Regions from separate parts of the Mus musculus genome. Here all the other regions are linked to region 1. The links are chromatin loops, found by intact Hi-C in ENCODE. Cell type or tissue: gastrocnemius. All regions are shown on one strand.

Region 1 (5,000 bases):
GTTTTCTATAGCATCCTCAGATCTTAATTATCCTTGTTCTTCACAACACACCTAATTTCCCTTCTTTCACCAAAAAAAAAAAAAAAAAAAAAAAAATCTCCTGAAGGCTTAGAAAAGGAGCCATGGAATTCTGTGTTTCGAATACTAAGAAAGAATCCTGGGTAAGCCTTTACCACTGGCTGAGCTGACACACACGAGGACTTGAGTTAACCATGTCTCCTGAGAAGCTGATGGAACTGTATGGTGATCAGGCTCTTGGTCACATGAGATGGGGTGCTAAGGAAGAAAATGTGCTGCTAATCCATGGCTGAGCTTTTAAGAAAATGGAACTGACTATGTCAGTGAGAGCTTTTGTCAGATCCAAAACAAGGGTCTCCAGCAAACCCTTAAATACCCTCCAGTCTATTTCAAAGAGCATTTAACCAAACAAATGTATCAACTTCTCCAGAAGAACAGGAAAATGTTCATCAAACAAAGCTTTCCAATTGGACTGTATTCATATATAGCTATCTATATATGTATATATAATGATATTCTTATGTGTATATATATATATATTTCATTAAACACTTTGTCTCTATAAGAAACAGCTTCTTGAAAACTTTACCATATAAATAGATATATAGACAGTTTCATAAATCCACACTACTCAATTGCATTTCAAAATACCAAGAGTTGATAGTTACACAAAATCCCAATGGAAATAACTGAAGAAACTAAAAATGCCCATCAAATTAAAAGTGCACACATGAACACAATTCTTAATGCAAATTAGCTTGACAATGAGATGACCGCAGGACAGTCTCTAAAGAGGTAACTAACCCCCTTAGACTTTCACCCTAGAGCACAAAACAAGCGCAATTCTCTTTGGTCCATTCATTCACATAGTCAATGTATCAAGGTAATCTTTAGTTAGTTTTAGATTTGAACAATGGGCTCCGTATTACTTTAACATGATAACTTTCTCAGATCATAAGATAACCATGTTAACACAAATATTTGTTCTGTACACAAGTCAATGTCAGAGACAGTTAAGTCTCACGCTGGCACACAAAGCTCTGAGTTGCTGACAAGAGCAAAGCCAGCCAAACAGGAGAGAAAACTGGGGTTACCTGGAAAAGATGCTCACGTTTAAGTTTAGAAAACAGCAAGAATACAAAGAATGCATGGGAAGAGCAGCAGGCCTGGGCACAGCAGAAGAAATCAATTTCAGGCTTGTTCTCTGACATCTCTAAGGATATAGCTTTGCTTCTTGGTTGATTTTTGGGTTGTTAAATTTCCAAGCCACGTTATTAGTAAGTCTAAGTTGGCTGATGCACTGGCAAAGCAGCTCCTCCCGAAACTGATAATGCATTCTCTGTTAGGGAAAAGGGGCATGGATAATAAACGTCTTCAACCAAACTACGTCAAGGAGCTCAAGGTGCTATGCTATTCTTTAGATTACCTATAAATTCATAATTTCTACAATGGATCTTCCCTTAAGTTAGCACGTTTGTAGTTACAACTGGTTATCACACACACACACACACACACACACACACTCAGTTCAACCAGGGTCTGTACTTTCCCAACTTCCTGTATTTGTAATAAACAACTGTGTGTTTTTCTAAACCTCCTAAAAGGTTTTATAAACAAAGTACATTTCCACTGTTAATGAATGTGACCTGAGACTCTATTCGACTCAGGTAATAACTTAGAATCACAAACTTAAACCACACCGCTAACATCCCCGCTTAGATAAAGGTTCTGCATTGTCTTGATACACTCAGACTAACTGCCAACTTGAAAACCATCCACTCAGTCCTCAGTCTTCCCAAGTGTAATTTTCTCCCTGCCACATACACAGAGGGAGACAGTTTACTGCTCTTCCTATGTAAGGTACTTATTATTTTCCTATAAATGAAGCATTCTTAATCCCAGAGCCTAATTTAGGCCACTCTCTAAGCAGTTAGTACTATAGAATCCAAGACACTCAAGACACGTACACAGTGCACACAATCCCACTGCAATGAATTAGAATATTCTGTGAGATGGAGGCAAAAACCTTTAGAAGGGTTGAAGAATGCAACATGCATTTTAGACTTTTCCTTACAAAATTTATAAGAAAAATGTAAATTATATTTTTATGACACACAAGTGACAATGTGTTTGACTCATAAAGGTTTGATCCATATAAATAGAATATGATATATGAGGGAAACTATGAAAGGTGTAGGTTACTGAAAAGTATGCACCCTACAAGTCTGAGTCCATAGAACAGCTCAGCTAGTCGTCCACTGAGGAGACCAGTGGTTTTCACATAAATTAAATAACAACACAGAGACAGATTAAAGCCCCAAGTTCCAGAACACTCAGCTTAACAAACCGAACACCATCCTTGGTATTGAAAGCCCACTATCCAACACTCATGGGATTAACACGACAAAGCTAAGCCTGGCTACGTTACCTGAATCCATGTCAAGTATACTCACAGCACTCACCTATGTCTACACTTGCAAACTGTCACATGATCAATGTTAACAGAAAGGAAAGTTTGGCACATAGATCAATTTCTCAAAACGTTCCTGTAACTTAACACAACACCGTTGAGAACGACGGTTTCAACACCAATGTTAACCTGATTGGCAACTAAACAAGGTGCTTCTTCTTGCAGCTTCACAGAGAGTCTTGTGCACCTTGCCTGGGATGGAGGCACGTAAGGTGCAGTGCGGTAGTGCAAACGTTTGGACGCCAGAGGGCAGGCTTGCCACACGGCTCAAGGTCTTCCCTAGGTTTTTCTTGCTGGGTCCCTGCTTGTACCACTTCATTTCAGCTGATTAACCACACATTTCCGGGGACTCTGTCCACACGTTTCCTTAGTGAAGAAGACATTCCCTCAGAACTCAGAGTGTGGCGAGGATCCTTGAAAAGGAGATGATGAGTGTCAGCACAGTCTGCCCCACGCCCCACACCAGGGCTTCCAGCGGGGCCATGTTCTTCCCAGCCACTCTGTAGATGCCGGCCACTGCTGCACCTGGGAGGGAAGCAGAGCAGAGTCATCCAGGGCCCCACCTGCCACACGCACGGCTGCCTGCGGCAAGTCACCTTTCAGTTACCTAAACAGAAAACCTTCCCCACTCTTCACCTGACTGAGGATCTCCTCCACACGGCTGGTTAACCGTTCCCAAACCCCACAGAACCACACAACCCAAGAACGGTGCTTTTAACGGAACTCTACAGTCCACAGTTCACGCTCTCAGCACTTTTAATGTGAGGATCTTTTCAATAAGAACTGACACTCATGTTTACTCCAGAATACACTCTCATCCATCCCCTTAAAATGCACATATTGAAAAGGAAAGAAATAGGTACTGGTCCCAGCACTCTGGGCACTAACTCTAGAGAGCAGTCACGGCAGGAGGAACTATCAGTGCCTCATAACTCAACTTACGGTGCTGGAATAGCCATCCTGGTCCTACCTCACACCATGCCATCATAAAAGAAGAAAAGGCTAAAAATAAAACCACAGCTGTAAACTTGGAAACCAAGTGGATGGGTTCAGTATACTACGAAAGAGAGGGCCTTAAAACCACAGGGAAGAAAGTGGGAAGGGAGGAAGGGAGGTTAGAAGGAAAGGAGGGTGGGCAGGAGAAAAGAGGAGAGGAGGGGAGAGGCAATAAAGGAAAAGTAGGAGAGAAGAAAAGGCAGAGGGCCAGGTGCAACAGCACCCTCAACCACCGCTCGCTCTCTTTCTCTCTCTCTCTCTTTCTCTCTCTCTCTCTCTCAGCAGAGGCAGGTGGTTCTCAGTGAGTTCTCAAGCAAACATGGGTTGGTGAGATGGCTCGGTGTTCACAGCAACCACTGCTTTCTCAAGGGACCTGGGTTCAATTTCTAGCAACCATATGGTAGCCCATGGCTATCCGTTAACTCCAAGGGATCCAATGCCCTGTTTGGCCTCCATGGGCACCAGACACATAAGTGGTACATAGACATACACGCAGGTAAAATGCCTATATACAAATATATAAAATTTAAAAACCAACAGCAAAGCCCTAGATGTCAGCAAGTAACCTCTGCACCCAGGGGCAGTATTCCTGGAGCCCATGCTGCCTTTACCCCTTTTTGTCTTTCCTGACATGGCCAGACCAGTCTCAGCAAAAATCATACAAATTTTACTCTATTTTCTGCAATAATTTGGATTAAAAAGGAGGGAGGGTAAATGTTCCTTAAAATTCTGGTAGGGATGCTCCAAATACTGTATTTGGGCCTGGAGATTGGGCGTGGGGGGTGTGTGTGTGGCTTCAGCACTTCAGTGATTTAAAGATACTGTTCCATTAGTATTCCTCCTTAAGTTCATTTTGACATTTTACACTTAGTAGCATGTAACTGTTGAATAAATGTTACATTTTAGATTCTCTATCTTTGACTACACTTCAGTTGTTTCTTCAGTCCCAGTCTGTACCTGACTTAATGCTTAGCTTGTCCGCAGTCCACTCACCTCTTCACTGCACCAGGCCTCTGTGAATTCTTCCTAAACACAACTACCCAAGAGGCACACGATTTCCTCACACCAGTACAACCAAAGTGTGACCAAGAACTACCATGCACATCAGTGTTCAGGAGGTGTGCAAAGCACACGACTCCTACTGAGGAAGCAGCTTTCTCTCTAATGAGAGGGAGGATGGGTTCCTTAAGTGGACACGTCACGTCACACCCCCAAACATCCCAGAGCTTCCCAAGTGGGTTCTAACAGCACCACACTCATGCTTGGCGAGGGGTGGGGGGATTCAGTAGATAAACTCTGAAATCCATATGAAAGAACAGACCATGAACAGATGGCTACCCTAACTCTGAATTACCTAGGACACACTCACTAGACCAAAGCACCTCCATGATACACTACAAAACCACAGAGGTCTAAGAACTAAGGCCCTACTGAGAAAATAGAAACAGAAGATGAACCAATCACAAGAGCCAAGAGACGTAGCCATGGATGTTGAGAATACAGCAAATAAGAAGGC
Region 2 (5,000 bases), 330 kb after region 1:
TAACCTGAGGGAAAAAAATCCCAAACCAAAATCATGCACTTGCAATTAATGACAAAAGAGGCCATGTGTTTGAAGAAGAGGGAGGATCTGGAGGGAGGAAAGGGACCAGAGAAACATGCTAATTAAATTACAATCTCAAAAATAAAAAGAAATTTAAAAGAAGAAATGACAGATGCCTGTAAACCACAGCCTGAAGCATTCTGGGAGGCTGGATACGGAGAATAGATTGGCTGTGAGATTGGCCAATTGCTATTACGTGAAGTGAGCCCGCTGTTCTCTATCCTGGATCTGAAAGAGATGTCCCCCAGAGGCTGCGTAACAAATTACTCTAAGACCGTGCATGAAGCTGCACCAGGTTCCCTGTAAATGTGGTGTGTGTTCCATGGCATGCATGTGGTGTTGTGTGTGATGAATGTCTATAACATACATCTCAAGGTCTACTTTCCAGTACATGTATATCCTCCCATAATTCCTCCAACCCCTGGCTACCCTGGAAAGCTCTGCCGCCCCCGCACCACCCCCCCACAAAACCCTGCCTTCTGCTGAGTCCTGAACTGCTCCTCCACTAGCAGAAGCGGCCACCCTCTTGTCTTTCCCAATAAATCTGTTGTCTGAGGTTTGTTGTACGGTGTGATTTTTGTGGTACTCCTTGGCTCCTGAATGCCAGAATACCCTTCAGAGCTGTAACACTTAGAGGAAGGAAGGTTGGTTAGTTAAATATTATATACATATACATATATATATATGTGTGTGTGTGTGTGTACATACATACATACATATATGTATATATATATACCCACATATATACATACACACACACTCACCCATATACATATATTACAACCTCGAAAGGATTTTAGTGCATAGAGGTAAAAACACGGGGGATAAAATGGGACAACTGAAAAATCAGCAAATACTCATACCTACGTTGCAAAAAATTCCTTTGCAATATGAAGGATAGAAAAAAAAAATCACTTCAGAGCCTCAGAACATGATTTAAGTCATCTCCCAAACTACTATAATTAAGAAAAACTGAGCTAACAGAGAGAGTATCTTATGTTATCTTCTCACAGACTGTTTTCCAGGGAGACCAGAGTCAGCAAAGAATGCCGTTGAATGAAAACACTCCCTTAATTTCTACTGGCCTGCCTACCCAGCAGCCCGGGTACAGGCAGACACCAGACCCCTGCCCACATCCTAGCGGCCATCCTTCAGAAGGCACTTTATGAGTCGCTTTTATGATCTAGCTGCCTAAAAGGTGTGTGTGGATGGGGCAGGATTGAGAACATCCAAGCTCTTTGGGAATTCAATCCCTATGCAAAATGACATCGGGTGGCCAATGGGACACTTTAGGATTGGTTAGAAGGGCACAGAGAGTTAGCTCAGAGTCTTGCACAAGGTTGAAGTATCAAAGCAAAGGACTGGGGGAGGGGAGCAGGGGTGTTTTTAGGATGAAACAAACAAAAAAAAAAAAAAGTGAAACCTGTCTAGACACCCAGTCCACACAGGCAAGGGCCTAGGGTTTGACAAAAGAGGGTTTGGGTTTAGTGCTAGTCCTGTTTGCAAAAGGCAACCAACAAGGAAGGGAACAAAAGATCTACGAGAAACACTAGGGCTTGTAGAGACCTGTACCTAGAAACACAAGCTAGAAACAAAGTAGCATGCACTCTGCCGCTGGCGACCGAGGTAAACCTGGGGGTGTTGGCCCATTTCAGACAGCGCACCCTGTTGGGAAGGGGCTCCCAAGAGTTCCTTATCCTCCAGGGGCAGAGAACTAGCACCCCTTTGCTTCTGTAACAATTCTTTGGTGCATTTTGCTCATCTAAAGTCGTGTTCTCTGAGAGCCCTCTCGGGGATACTATATATGGTGCCCCCTCGTGGTCCAGTGTGGAAAACTAGAGAGGCATCTCAGAGATGCTGCACACAGGGCCCCCTTGTGGTCTGGTGAGAAAATAGAGAAGCTGAGGTGGGGTGGGTTATAACCAATTCTTCCACCAACCATCCTGTGAAATAGCGATGCTAACGAACGCTTGTCTCAGTGCTAGAAAAACAAGGTTTGGGGATAATTTGAAATGCCCCTGAAACACATAAAACAGTATTTTATTTACACACACACACACACACACACACACACATACACACACACACACACACACACACACACACACACACATATATATATATATATATATATATATATAATGATGTATATATCATATCTAAGGCATCTTGGACCATGAGTTTATCTCTGCCTTCTGATGTGGTTCACACAGGAACTCATTCCATGTTTGTTGACTGGCTAACAAATGAATGATCTCACCTCTGTATGTGTCTCCCCCCACCCCCTGAACCCCTACACACACACACACACACACACACACACACACACACACACACACATTGGAAGAGACTTTTTGAAAATCAAATAGGACTTTGCAGAATCTTTAAATATATTTATTTTCTTTTATTTCTGTGTATACATCTGTGTCACACAATCCAGAATCAAGAGTCTGACCCCCTGGAATTAGAATTACAGGTGTTCGTGAGTCACCCAGCATGAGTGCCAGGAAGAAGATCCTTAAATATAATAAATAAAAACAAAAATCTCTTCAAAGGGCAGGATGCCCATAAGCTATTGCTGTATTGTTTCCCTTTGTGGAAGCACATTTCCATGACGTGTTAGTTATTTTTGCATCAAGCAGAAACAACTTGAGAGAAGAAAGCTTAGTTGAAGACCATGGTTTCAGAGAGCTGCAATCCATCACACTAAAGACGGTATGGAGAGAAGACTATGGCAGACGACCAGGAAATAGAATAGACCCAAGGGACAAGGTCAAAGGCTCGCTCTGACAGCCAGGCTCTGTAGCCTTCCAAACAGGGACCGTGCTGCTACTGAGCTTCCAAGAGATGAGTCTGCAGAGGACTTTCAGACTGACAGCTGACAGCAGAGATGCCTCTCCTGTAGCTGGATAACTGTAGTCTCCATGTGGTGTGTGCGAGAGCTAAAGTTAACCTGTAAGCCCCAAGGACGGGTCACCTCTTGAACAAGGGTGGTTGCCTCACCGGCACAGGACGTGCTTGGTCACATATATGCAGGAGGCACATACCTCCTAGTATGTCAGGGTGTATGCTTGCCCCTGATTGAATGAAGATGGGATGTCCCTACCTTGTGAGTTCTGCCTTGATGAGCACCCGACTAATCTAGCACAGTGCCACTTCCTGGGAATCCTGGGTATGAACCTGGCCCGTGTCCATCCTCCTGGCCAGTACTAAATAGACACTCTCGGATTTGGGCTTCTTGCAGTGTTCAGGCTTAACAGTGTATCCACAGCTCCTGGTGGACTCTTTGTATTGCTTTGCAAAGAGGGCATACGCAGAGCCAGCCTACCTCTGGATTTAGTTTTCATGTGAGTCTGATGTTAATCACCCAGGCACTGTCTCAACCCAGCCAGGACATTTGTTACCCACTTGATCTCGGGACTTCTGTGCATCACAGCCTTTGAACCAGGATACCAGCAGGTAAAATAGACAGAAAGCCTGCAGAAGGCTAGCCAGAGAAGGAAAGGTCTATTACCCATGAGCAAATTATAAGGATATATGTGTGTGTGTGTGTGTGTGTGTGTGTGTGTGTGTGTGTGTTTTGTTTCTTCTAAGAAATTGATCTGCCTTTTCTCTTTTTTAAAAATAAAATTTTCCTATAGAAATTGGATTTTTGTAGCTAATGGCTCACGTATTTCCATTTTCTCTAACTTACTATCTAGGTCAAAGGCAACAACAATGCCCAGTGTACTGGCCATCCCCATAGTTTGAACACCTCACTTCTAACTTTTCTCTTTAATCATTTCTACCTGAATTATTCTTTATACTTTCTCTTTAGCTACCCCACACACACCTTGAGTCACTTGCAATTATGCACATAGGCGTGGCTTCTACTTACACAGAATCAAATGTTCAGTGCTAGCCGGGGCTGGACTTGCAACTCATAGCCAATTCTCCCACCCCAAGAGGACTGGGCAGAATAGTTCATTCTCTCTCACCTTTCTTTTCTCTCTTCCCCTCCCCCACACTTTGGCTGATACCTGGGATTGAACCTATGCCCTCATGCATGCTGCCCAGGCACTCTCCCACTGGGGTACAGTGTCCTAGACTGTGCATCTACCTTGTCATTTGCACACACACCAGCCTTGCCCTGTAGCTTCCTTCAGAGTCTAATGTAAACCCAGCCAGACTTCCCTCTTGCTTATCGCCTGTCAGCCTTCAAGGAGGTACTACCCTCCCCTCAAGTCTGACCACCAACATCTTTTAATATAGTTTGCTCTCAAAGATGTCCACAGAGGTGGGATCTACTCCTTTTCCTTTCAGGGCATGCCTTCGGCCACTTTAATAATTTCACAAATGCAAGCTTGTGTCATCAGAGCCTGCAAACATCCAGACCCAGATGCTCTGGCTGGATCTAAGCGCTAACTAAATGCCTGTGACATGGGTCAGCCTTTGTCCCTGCAGCAGGCTGAAGACTGAGAGAGGGTGTGGCAGCCCTTGTCATCTTAAGAGCAAGTGCTCTGAGCCCTCACGGGTGCTAATCAGGAAACGTACAAGCTATGGCACAAGCTCAGCAAGGGTATGACACAGTAAAGGGAAACAACAGCTGGAACATCTTATAAAACCCATCTGGAGATGGGCAGCCAGGCTGTTTACCTGGAACTCACATTGGATGGAATAGAATGGGTGGAGAAGGCTTTGGGATGGGAGATCAGTTCATCTAGATTAGTACATGGCACTTCTGCACTGATGGGGGTTAAGAGCCTGAAACGTTCATAGGTAAATAGGGCAGTGGTTCTCAACATGTAGATCATGACCCTTCTGGGCTTAAATGGTAGATATCCTACATAGCAGATATTTACATTACAATTCAAACCAGCAGCCAAATTACAGCTATGAAGTAACAATGGAATGATTTTATGGTTGGGAGTCACCACCACATGAGAAACTGTATTAAAGTG
Region 3 (5,000 bases), 350 kb after region 1:
TCCTCAGGGAGGAGGCGTTCAGGTCAGTTCCAGCTCAGGAGCCTCTGGGCCCTGTGTCTGAAGTACACATGTGGTGTCTTCAGCAATGTGGACTTAACTTCCACCTCTAGGAGCAACCAAGAGCAATAGTGATAGTCTGTCATGTTTTGAGAGTCCCTTGAACAACCCTGAACAACAGCTCAAAAATAAAGGGCTTCTCATGCCTGGTATTAATAGTTTTGTTAGGTTGTCTTCGGCTCCTGGAGGAAGCCCCACCAGACAAGATGAGAAAATTGTATTTGAACTATCTATGTATATTCATACAAAGATTTACTGTATGATTAAGGAACTCTAAAGACACCACATACTGAAAATGGCCATAGTGATTTATTTCTAACAAGAGTAGCCAGTGAAGAGAGAGCAGAGGGTGCAGAAACAAATAAAGGGGGTATGAAAAACACTTATCAGACCTAGTTGACATGGGTGATGAGGAACAGTCACATTCCTGGGCTCCAGAGTCTTGTGATCTGGTTAAGTTAGCCTTCAGTCCCTTCAACTTAGGTCCTAATGGGCACCATTAGAGTGCGCAACTTGGAAGATGCTCCTGCCTGCTGCAATCATTTTTAATTTTTTTTAATAGTGTGTGTGTGTGTGTGTGTGTGTGTATGTGTATGTGTATGTGTGTGCCTGTGTGTCTTTCTGTCTGTCTGTCTGTCTGTCTGTCTGTGTCTAGGGACACACATTTGTCAGAGTACATGGTGGACTTCAGAGGCTAGCTTATGGGAATTGTGTCTGTCCTTCCATCATGTGGGTACCAGAGCTCCAACACGTGTCAGCAGGTTTGGAGGCAATGGCCTTTGCTCACTAAGGCATCTACCTGGCATCTGTTCTGATTCTTACTTGAAATGAGTAACAAGGTGAATGGCAGAGAGTCAATAATGAATGACAAGCATCCTGTCTACCCACTCAGTTGTAGCAACCAGTGTGCTATAATATCCTTAATCTTCCTCCCCCTCCCTCCCCCTCCCTCCCCCTCCCTCCCCCTCCTTCCCCCTCCCTTCTTTCTCAAACCAGATCCACTTCAACCCCATTCAGCTGTACCTTTTCTGATCAACTGGAACTCTTGTTAGCCCAAGTAGCCACCCTCAGCATAGCTGGACCAAACCCTCCATTGACACACTCTGTACGCCTCAACGTGCCTTTCCGTCAACAGGAAAGACTGCTTTCAAAAAGACGACAATTTGTACCTTTCAAATTTTTCTCATCGTCAACCACAGGAGCCAGAAGACAATGGAGCACTAGTTATAAGAAATGGCTATTACCTAAGATTATACATCTGTAGGGGAAGGCAAGATAAGACAGGCTTAAATAAAGAATAAAAGTAGGCCAAGCAAGTCTGCCTGCCCTATTGGCTCGCAGATATTCTCCGCTTAGTGTTTGCATCAGACTGTGTTTTCCTTTGTGCTGGATGACACAAAGTGACCTGGAAGCTTCTAAAACAGAAAACATTTACCTAAGCGACAAGACAGGAGCCCAGGTGCTTGGTGCTTAATCATGGCATCCACCGTCAAGCTACATCACATCCTGGGACCTGTTTCGCCTCCGTTTCTTTACTCGTGAGGATAATATCTTCTCTACCCTCTATCCTTACGGCAAAGCTATGAGGTTCCATGAAAACAATACAGGAAAAAGTATCTTTTTTTCATATTGAAGGCACTGGTCAATAGAAAGCGTCGTTTCCACGCTCCCATGAGGCCTTTCGGTTAATCGCCCTTTCCCGCTCGTCTTCCAAACGTCTCTGCTTTCACCGGGAGATGAGATTTTAAATCTTTGACTAGCCTTTTCTTTACATTTCAGCCCTTCCCCAGTGGAAGTCATACGGACTGGAATTACAGCTACCTAACTCACCTTTGGGGAGGTAGGGGAGGGGGAGGGTGGCTGACCTGCTGCCCTGGCCCAAAGATATGTTCACTTGACTCTGTTCTACTTTAAGCAGTGACTGACACACTCACCCTCACTGCCGTATGCCTGATTACACCTCACATCTATGGCCCCAAATAGGATGCCATAGATACCAAACTTCTATCCACAACACCCCTTTAAAGCGCACTCTCCTGACCACACTGGAATAGAAGCAATTCTTGATCCTAAGTCTTAAAGACTGTCGCCACCTTGTGGTCAAACGCTGCTTATTCTGTTTATTGGACAGAATCTTTTGCCCTCTTCCTAGGGGTGTAAAATAGGACAAGAATTTAATCCCAGCACTTGGGAGGCAGAGTCAGGCGGATTTCTGAGTTTGAGGCCAGCCTGGTCTACAGAGTGAGTTCCAGGACAAGCCAGGGCTATACAGAGAAACCCTGTCTCAAAAAAACAAACAAACAAACAAAAAAACAAACGAAGTGGAACCAGAGGCTGGCAAAATAAGCATCTCATTAACAGACTCTGCTCACTGTTGGCTACATTAAGTGGCAAGGTTTCTGATGCTGAGACAAGATCGAGCAGCATGGCGTTCAGGCTTGGAGTCCAACAAGAAGACTGGATACAGCAGCCAGCAGACTGAAGTGTTATTTTGATATAAGTCCTAAAATGTATTAAAATATTGATAGTTCATCCTAGTGACAGACGTCGACTCCTTGTCTGTGATCAGACCTCAAAAGCGAAGGAAGTGGGTTTGCTGAGACTAAATAACAGACGAATGATCTAGAAGGGGCGATGAATGGTCAGGAGAGCCTTCCCCAGGGTGTGACTTATGAGTTGAAACAGGAAGAGTGACCAGAAGGTGGGGAGTGGGGAGGCAAGTGTTCACCGCCTGCAGGAGGAGGACCACGCATTGGTGCAAGCAAGGTGTCTCCCACAGCTGTAGACATGGAGATGAGGGGTAGGTAGGTTTGAATCCTGGAAGGGCTCATCTATGCAGTCAGGTAGAAAAGAGCACATTAAAGATGTCAACCTCTCTTTTCTTCTTTTTTTTCCATAAACCACAAGGAACCCATTTACACATGACAAGCAAAGGGGCAACAAAGTTGAGTTTCATTCTTGTGGCAGTGAGGAGAAAGCACCGGAGACAGACCATAAGGACCTAATCCACTGTTAGCATCGTCTGCATGGGCAAAGCAATGGTAAGAAAATGCAGGGCGTGGTGAACATGTCATCTGTACTGAGTCATGTGATCCCTGTAAAACACATGGAATATACTGATCACTACAAAATCCATCTTAGGAAAGCTAATATTCTACAAGCACTTGCTATAATGCAGTGGGTAACCGTGTCATGGAGAAAGGTGTATGGAACAGGAGACTCAACAAGGCCCAATGAAGTTGGACATGAGGCAGGGAGGTGGGAGGGACCACACGGTGGCTGCTGAGGAGCAATTTTTTAGGGGCACTGGAAGAACAGCAGGTTAGAAAGGATTATATATAAATTTGATGTTGAGTTTGACGTGTGTGTGTGTGTGTGTGTGTGTGTGTGTGTGTGTGTGTGTGGTGTTTGCATGGGACATATATGTACATATATATATATATATATATATATACATATGCATATATATATATGCATATATTATATTTGTGTGGATGTATGCACATAAACATGTTTGGAGGTATGTGCATGCACGTATGGAGGTCAGAAGTCAATGTTGAGAGTGTATACTTTGGTCACTTTTTTACTTTTAACTATCACAGAGCCATACCTTTTCTTTTCTTTTCTTCTCTTTTCTCCTCTCTCTCTCTCTCTCTCTCTCTCTCTCTCTCTCTCTCTCTCTCTCTCTCTCTCTCTCTCTCTCTCTCTCACAATGTCTCTCCCTGACTCTGGGGCTCACTGATCTGGCTAGGCAGGTTAGCCAGTGAGCTCAAGGCATCCACTAGTCTCTGTACCCAAGACATTAGGGCTACGCATACCTGTCAATCTGTACACCTCCCCCACCACTCAGACTTCCCAAGACCACAGCCCACCCCCCATCCCCCCCCCCATCCCCCGGGTATTAGAAATCAGAACCCAGGTCCTCATGCTTTTGCAACATTCATACAAACCTACCACCTTCCCAGTCCCTTGGTCAGTATTTAAGACGGCCAAGAAAGTGATACAAAGATTGTTGGCTCAAAGGAGAGAAGCAGGAGTCCAGGCTGAAGAGACATTTGAGGCCACGAGTACAATGGCCCAGAGAAAGAGCACAGGGTGAGAACAGAGCTAGAACTAAGGCTTGTGAGCTGTGAGGTTCAGCTTCAAGCTATTCATGGGATAGGGGTGGGGCCAAATGAGCAGAAATACAATCAAGAATTTATGCCATGGAAGCCAAGAAGACATACATAGGAAAGAAGGAAGGAAGGAAGGAAGGAAGGAAGGAAGGAAGGAAGGAAGGAAGGAAGGAAGGAAGGAAGGAAGGACCACAGGAAGTGTCCAGGTCAACCTGAGGACTAAAAACTGTCCCTTGGATTCTGCCAGTGATGTCCCAGAGGCAGCTATTGAGCAGGGTCTAGCACAAGGAAGCGGTGGACCCCATTACCAAGGTTGTAGTCTAGTACGTCTGGAAAGCTTTCCTGAGCTCAGTGCAAAATGGAGGGCTTCGTTTTCTTAGCTGGGTTTCCTCTTCTCTGCCTGATCTGAGTAGCCTGACCCTCCAGGTCTTCCACAGGAGGAATGTCAGGAGAAGTGTCTCACAGCCCTTGGCAAAAGTCCAGGTGAGAACCTGCTCTCAGGCACCTGGGATTCCTGGAATGCCTCTTCATGCAGATGAGGCTCTCCCAGTCATTAGCTCCAGCCAGGGATTTACATTCGCCCTGAAGAAGCTCAGCCTTCCCACACTGCAAGGTTCACTCATGGCCCTTGTTCACCCTGAGTAAAGTGTATGTGCACAAGCTGTTTCACCGAAGTTCATCAAAGAGAACTGGAAAACTGAAGTCCTCAGAGACAGCCTTCTCCCCTCAGCACTCACAGCTGCACCAAGATCCCGGACACACTGTCTCTGGGCTCTGTGTCTTCCTTCAAACCCAGTGGGCAGCAGCGCCTCAATAGCCCCAGAGAGG
Region 4 (5,000 bases), 63 kb after region 1:
TCGTAATATGAAACTTTCTACAAGTAAAATTCCAATATCTTTATCAATTAATTTTATCAAATCAAAAAAGAAATAGTACTCTTTCTATCCAAACTGTTTAGTAACATAGCAGAGAACAAAACCCTCTCTGCCCTTTAACAAACCAGTTTTACATTAGAAGAAAAACAAATGAATATGTTACCAAAATGAGACACAGGACAGTGCCTCTCTTAAGCATAACTCCAAGTAAATATTTAAAAATTAACTCCTTTAATACATAAAAGAAAAATGTGTGATGACTGAGTGAGATTCATTCCAGACATATAGGTGGTACAATATTAGACAATCAATTTAGGGGCTGGAGAGATGGTTCAGCAGTCAAAAGGTCCTGAGTTCAATTCCCAGAACCCACTCAGCAGTTCACAAACATCCATGACTCTAATTCCAGGCAACCTGATGCTCTCTTTTGGCCTCTTCAGGGACTAGGCACACATGTGATGTACAGCTGTAACATGCAAGTAAAACACTGATACACTAAACATTTATAAAATCAGTTAATATATTAACAGACTAAAGAGGAAACATTTGTATATGTATATGCATATGTACATATGTATATATAAATGAAAAGGTCAGATACTGAAGGCTTTCTTCCTAAGATTTAAAAAAAAAGAAGGTATTTACTCCTAATATCCTAGTTAGCATTATGCTGGACTTCTTAGCTGGTATAAAAAGTCAAGATGAATTAGTTAAGTGAAATACAGATCAAGAAGAAAGAAAACTTCTATTCGGCGAGCAATAGTTGTCTACACAGACAATACCACAGAATTGATTTAAAAATCCTTCAGTTTGGTTTGGCAATATTTCAGGATACTACAGGGGCAATTGTATTCTATTCACCAGCAATGAGCAAACAGGAAGTAGAATTTTAAAACTGGTGTTATTTTTAAGATCGTCCAAAGACTAGTTATTAACATACTGAAGTAAATGTATCATCTCTGTGTCATTGATGTAACAATGAAATCATTTCTAAATCCGTGAGCACTATGGGACTGGTTCCCCTACCTCCCCATCTCTCACTTGGAGAATCAAAGCAGTGTCTGTACTTATCTTGTTATTTTCTTTGCTCATCTGTGAAATGAGACAAATAATGACTTCAGGCAGAAGCAACGTGACCTCCTGGGGTAGACTAACTACTCAATAAACATTAGCTCATTTTACTTTTACTTAAGTACCCATTACTAGAAGGTACAGAGGAAATCACCTTTTTACCGATTTTACACATTGTTTCCACAAGGGTTGTTCTGAAACAAATTGTGCATGTCATACTTTTACCCATGTGGCATCTACAGAACCTGCCACTTGGTGATGCTGCTTCATCGAGCATCCTTGAGTGCAGCATCAGCTGCCACCTGTTGCAGACTCTACCCAGCCAATGATAGAGCAAAATGAACTCTTTTGCTCACCAAGCTGAACTTGTCTACAGGGGTCCTTTGTCTTGGTCCTCTCTATCTGGAGGGGAAAGATAAAGACTCCCCAGGAAGAGTCAAACAACAGACCTTTCCCGTTTCCATCTACTTAGCATTGGCCATTGGAATAATTCCTACCTAGAGTCCTTGATCTATGAGGTCAGTGCTGTCACAGTGGAGATGAGCAAATAGGAGCTGGCCTCCTGTCAAGACAATAAGCACAAAAGCCAACTCAGTAATCTCTGTCATATTGCTATGTGGCTAGTCTCTCCTGCAAGAACTGGCTGGATCTTGCAGAATAATAGATGACTCCAAGTCAGCCTGGTAGTGTTCTTCCTTGGAGCTGCTGTGTCTGTCACTATCCTGTGGGTTTATATTTTCATTGATTGGAAGTGTATCAGTCTTTGGTACACTAATAAACATTAACTTAACAGTCTTGTCTGGGGACAGATTTGCCTCCCTCCTCCCACACAAATCCACAGATTTAGTAGGGCTTGATCTGTTCCGATGTTATGAAGAAGTCTTTTAAAAAAAAAAAAAAGTACTTTTGACCCTATTCACTGAAGAGCAAAATTGGGATAATGATGGTACTGACCTCAGAGTTTGGAAAAGAATGAAATAAAATCACTATAGTTTGATCACATTTTTATGAAGACGGCCATTCAAATACATGTGTTACACCCAGTCCTCTTTTTCCCTTGGGACATGACACTTCTAGGCGGGAGGATGAGTTATGTTCTTTGTCTGTGAGCTTGGGTGAAGCCACTTCTATCAATAGCTCAGGCTGACACTGGTGACTTCTGAGGTGGGTCATGAGAGGGAGCTTAGAATTTTCTAGGTTCTCTTTCTTGGCACACTTCCTTGGATGCCATGAGCCAACGAGGCAGCCACCAACCATGTAAGCCTACAAGCCAGCACCAGCTGGTTACACTGTATGAAAAACACATCTCTAGGCAGAACCATGCGTTTGCCTGCTCCAGGGCCCAAGATGCCATGTCTGAGAGCAGGTGATTACTGTCCGGTGAATCTCCTGTGTTAGGGGGTGATCACTCCCACTAAACCTGTACCAACCAAGTCCTAAGCACTATGCCTACCAAATGTAACTGCTTGCTCTCTTTGTGTGTGTGATAGTTAGTGATTTGTAATTTTCGTATTTAAAAATTTGTGCTTTGAATTAATACTCACTGCTTTAAACTCAATAAACAAATATTTAATTAGCATCTTGGCTGTTTTTGTGGTCTCCACCAGAGGGCAAACTGTCCCGCCACAAACAGAAACCCATCGGTGAATCTTGGAAGTATAGTTCCACAATCAAACACCAGGGGGAACCAGTGCCTAATTTATCTTTGTCCTTTTGAGAAGGTGAAATTGACAAGAGCCTTCAAATTCAAGACACTGGCCACAGGGAAGGTTCGGAGGAAATGCTCTCTGAAACTCAAGACACTTTGTTGTGATAAGTAACTTAGCCTCCATCCTGGTTTACAGACAGAAGGGAGAGAAACTCTACCTTTCCTGTATTTTGGGTGCAGCAGGGCAGGTAGCATTTCCTGAAAAAGGAGAGGGGATCTAGAAGCCTGTAATTCCCAGACAATGCTCTAACGTGTGACTGTGACAACCACATTCTGTGCTGCCTCTGGCTTCTGACACAACACAGACAGTATTTCTGTATTCCATGCTCGTAGGCATCAGTATATTTGTGTATTATATATCACGCTAGGACGGTTACTGAAAGGGTAACATTTGTATCACCATTTTAAGTAACTCTTACTCAACATTCTTTCCTAGTTCTTTGTTTTGTATACACAGGGATTTAATGGTTCAATGACTGTGAAAATGGCCGGCTATTCTCACTGCAGGGAATCTGGGGACCAAATTGCTTACAGTGAATTAATTGCAGGAACCAAACACATTGTAAGACTCCTGCTTTCCTGACAAATGGGAAGCAGATTTTGCCCATAATTGTGCACGCTAATCCAAGAGCGTTGGCAACCTGTAGTCAAAATGGCAGCTTCTATGTGAGTCTGGGAGAACGCTGCAGTGGCCCTGAGCTGGATCAAGGGGAGTCAAGCTTCGACAGGCCAGTGATCTGGAGAATAAAGACAGCGTTGTAGTCAGCACCTCTGATTCCAGTGTCTGAAGACAAGATTGAGACTTTACAACATGGTAGAGTATAAATCAAAGGGAGACAGAGGCTAGGGGCAGATTGAGCTTTGAAGAACTGGTTTTTGTTGTTTTTGTCTTCCTTCCTTCCTTCCTTCCTTCCTTCCTTCCTTCCTTCCTTCCTTCCTTCATTCCTTCCCTCCTTCCTTCCCTCCCTCCCTTCCTTCCTTCTTTCTTTCCTTCCTATCACTCTATATCTTTCTTCTTTCCATCCCTTCCCTTCCCTTCTCTTCCCTTTCCCTCCCTCCCTCCGTCTCTCCCTCCTTCCCTCGCTCCGTCCTTCCTTTTTGTCTCTCTTCATCTTTCTTCTTTCCCTTTCTTTCTCTCTTTCTTTCTTCTCTCTCTCCCCTTCCCTCCCTCCCTCATTCCTTTCTTTCTTCAGTTCTTTTTTTTTTTTAATAATCCTTCAATTTTGACTCAACCCCTACCTGAGAACACCTACCATTTTTTCTCATGAGCCACTAGGCAAACTAATGAAGGACTGATCATATCAAAACATATCTACCCTAGACTTCATTAACAACAACAACAACAAAACCCACATGTAAACACAGAGGTAAGGTGAATCTGTGGACTTAGGTCCTAATTTTGTATGTGTGGTGTCTGTGTGTGTGTTTGTGTATGTGAGTGTGGTGTGTGTGTGTGGTATGTGTGTGATATGTGTGCTGTATATGTGGTGTGTGTAGTATGTGTCTGTGTGTGTGGTGTATGTGTTGTGTATGTGTGTTGTGTATAGGGTGTGTGTGCATGTGTGTGTGCATGACAGTGCTGATTTTCAGTTTACTGGTTCACATTCATGTGTCACACACACTTCTCTGTGACTCGTTGGTTATATAGCAAAGGCTGTCTGCTAAGGCTTCACTACAAATTTTGGATTATGAGAGCCTCAGGATATCTCGAAGACCTCCCAGTTACTTCTCAAAATCCCAAAGAGTGTCACACTATGCTCCTGAGATGTCTTGGCCCACAAATTGACTTGTGGTTGTAAAGTGGAAGGGGTAATAAGTCCTCACACTATTTAGGGATTATTGGCTGGGTCTCCAAGCTCTGACAAAGTCATTGGGATTTTCAGGTCACTCAGGTGGGCCATAACACTTAACACGTGGCTACTCTTCTGTCCTCTGATCCCTGCAGCTTGTCAGTACAAGAAGACCGAGGTAATGAAACATTTCTATATGCCCTGTTCCTAGGATGGTTTCTATGGCCTCGTGTTTAAGGTTAGTTCTCAATCAAGTCTGTGAGATGCTAAGTGGGCATTCTGTGGTATTAATGGCCATTCATACCTCCTGGATTCTTAAAAAAATGAAAAGGCCGTAGTTCTGTGGCCAGAGTCTGTACTTGTGCCAAGGAATACTTCCTTTCCATAAGTCACTCGCCTCTCAGGCAGCTAAA

Evidence for each region. Peaks named below come from ENCODE experiments on the same cell type or tissue, not always from the same donor. Only the 100,000 strongest peaks of a DNase experiment are listed, where the experiment ranks them.
Region 2: it touches region 1 in a loop (3-fold over the local background); 8 of 42 quality-filtered maps call a loop at or near these places.
Region 3: it touches region 1 in a loop (3-fold over the local background); 20 of 42 quality-filtered maps call a loop at or near these places.
Region 4: it touches region 1 in a loop (8-fold over the local background); 22 of 42 quality-filtered maps call a loop at or near these places.

The regions. Positions count from the first base shown.
Region 1 is chr13:41,632,469-41,637,468 of GRCm38, reverse strand. It overlaps Tmem170b (transmembrane protein 170B), which reads right to left. Exons shown (of 3, transcript NM_001163572.2): 3 at 1-3,013. The coding sequence ends at 2,883. Among named protein-coding and RNA genes, the nearest start is that of Gm5082, 14 kb to the left of the region's middle. In gastrocnemius, no CTCF peak of the experiment used is centred here; a DNase peak (open chromatin) is centred at 2,739.
Region 2 is chr13:41,299,765-41,304,764 of GRCm38, reverse strand. No RefSeq gene overlaps it. Among named protein-coding and RNA genes, the nearest start is that of Smim13, 52 kb to the right of the region's middle. In gastrocnemius, a CTCF peak has its summit at 1,898 (motif pointing left); DNase peaks (open chromatin) are centred at 1,877 and 3,235.
Region 3 is chr13:41,280,558-41,285,557 of GRCm38, reverse strand. No RefSeq gene overlaps it. Among named protein-coding and RNA genes, the nearest start is that of Smim13, 33 kb to the right of the region's middle. In gastrocnemius, a CTCF peak has its summit at 2,153 (motif pointing left); a DNase peak (open chromatin) is centred at 2,147.
Region 4 is chr13:41,569,958-41,574,957 of GRCm38, reverse strand. The region is part of intron 1 of Gm32184 (a long non-coding RNA gene); the gene reads left to right. Among named protein-coding and RNA genes, the nearest start is that of Tmem170b, 33 kb to the left of the region's middle. In gastrocnemius, a CTCF peak has its summit at 2,729 (motif pointing right); DNase peaks (open chromatin) are centred at 2,375 and 2,754.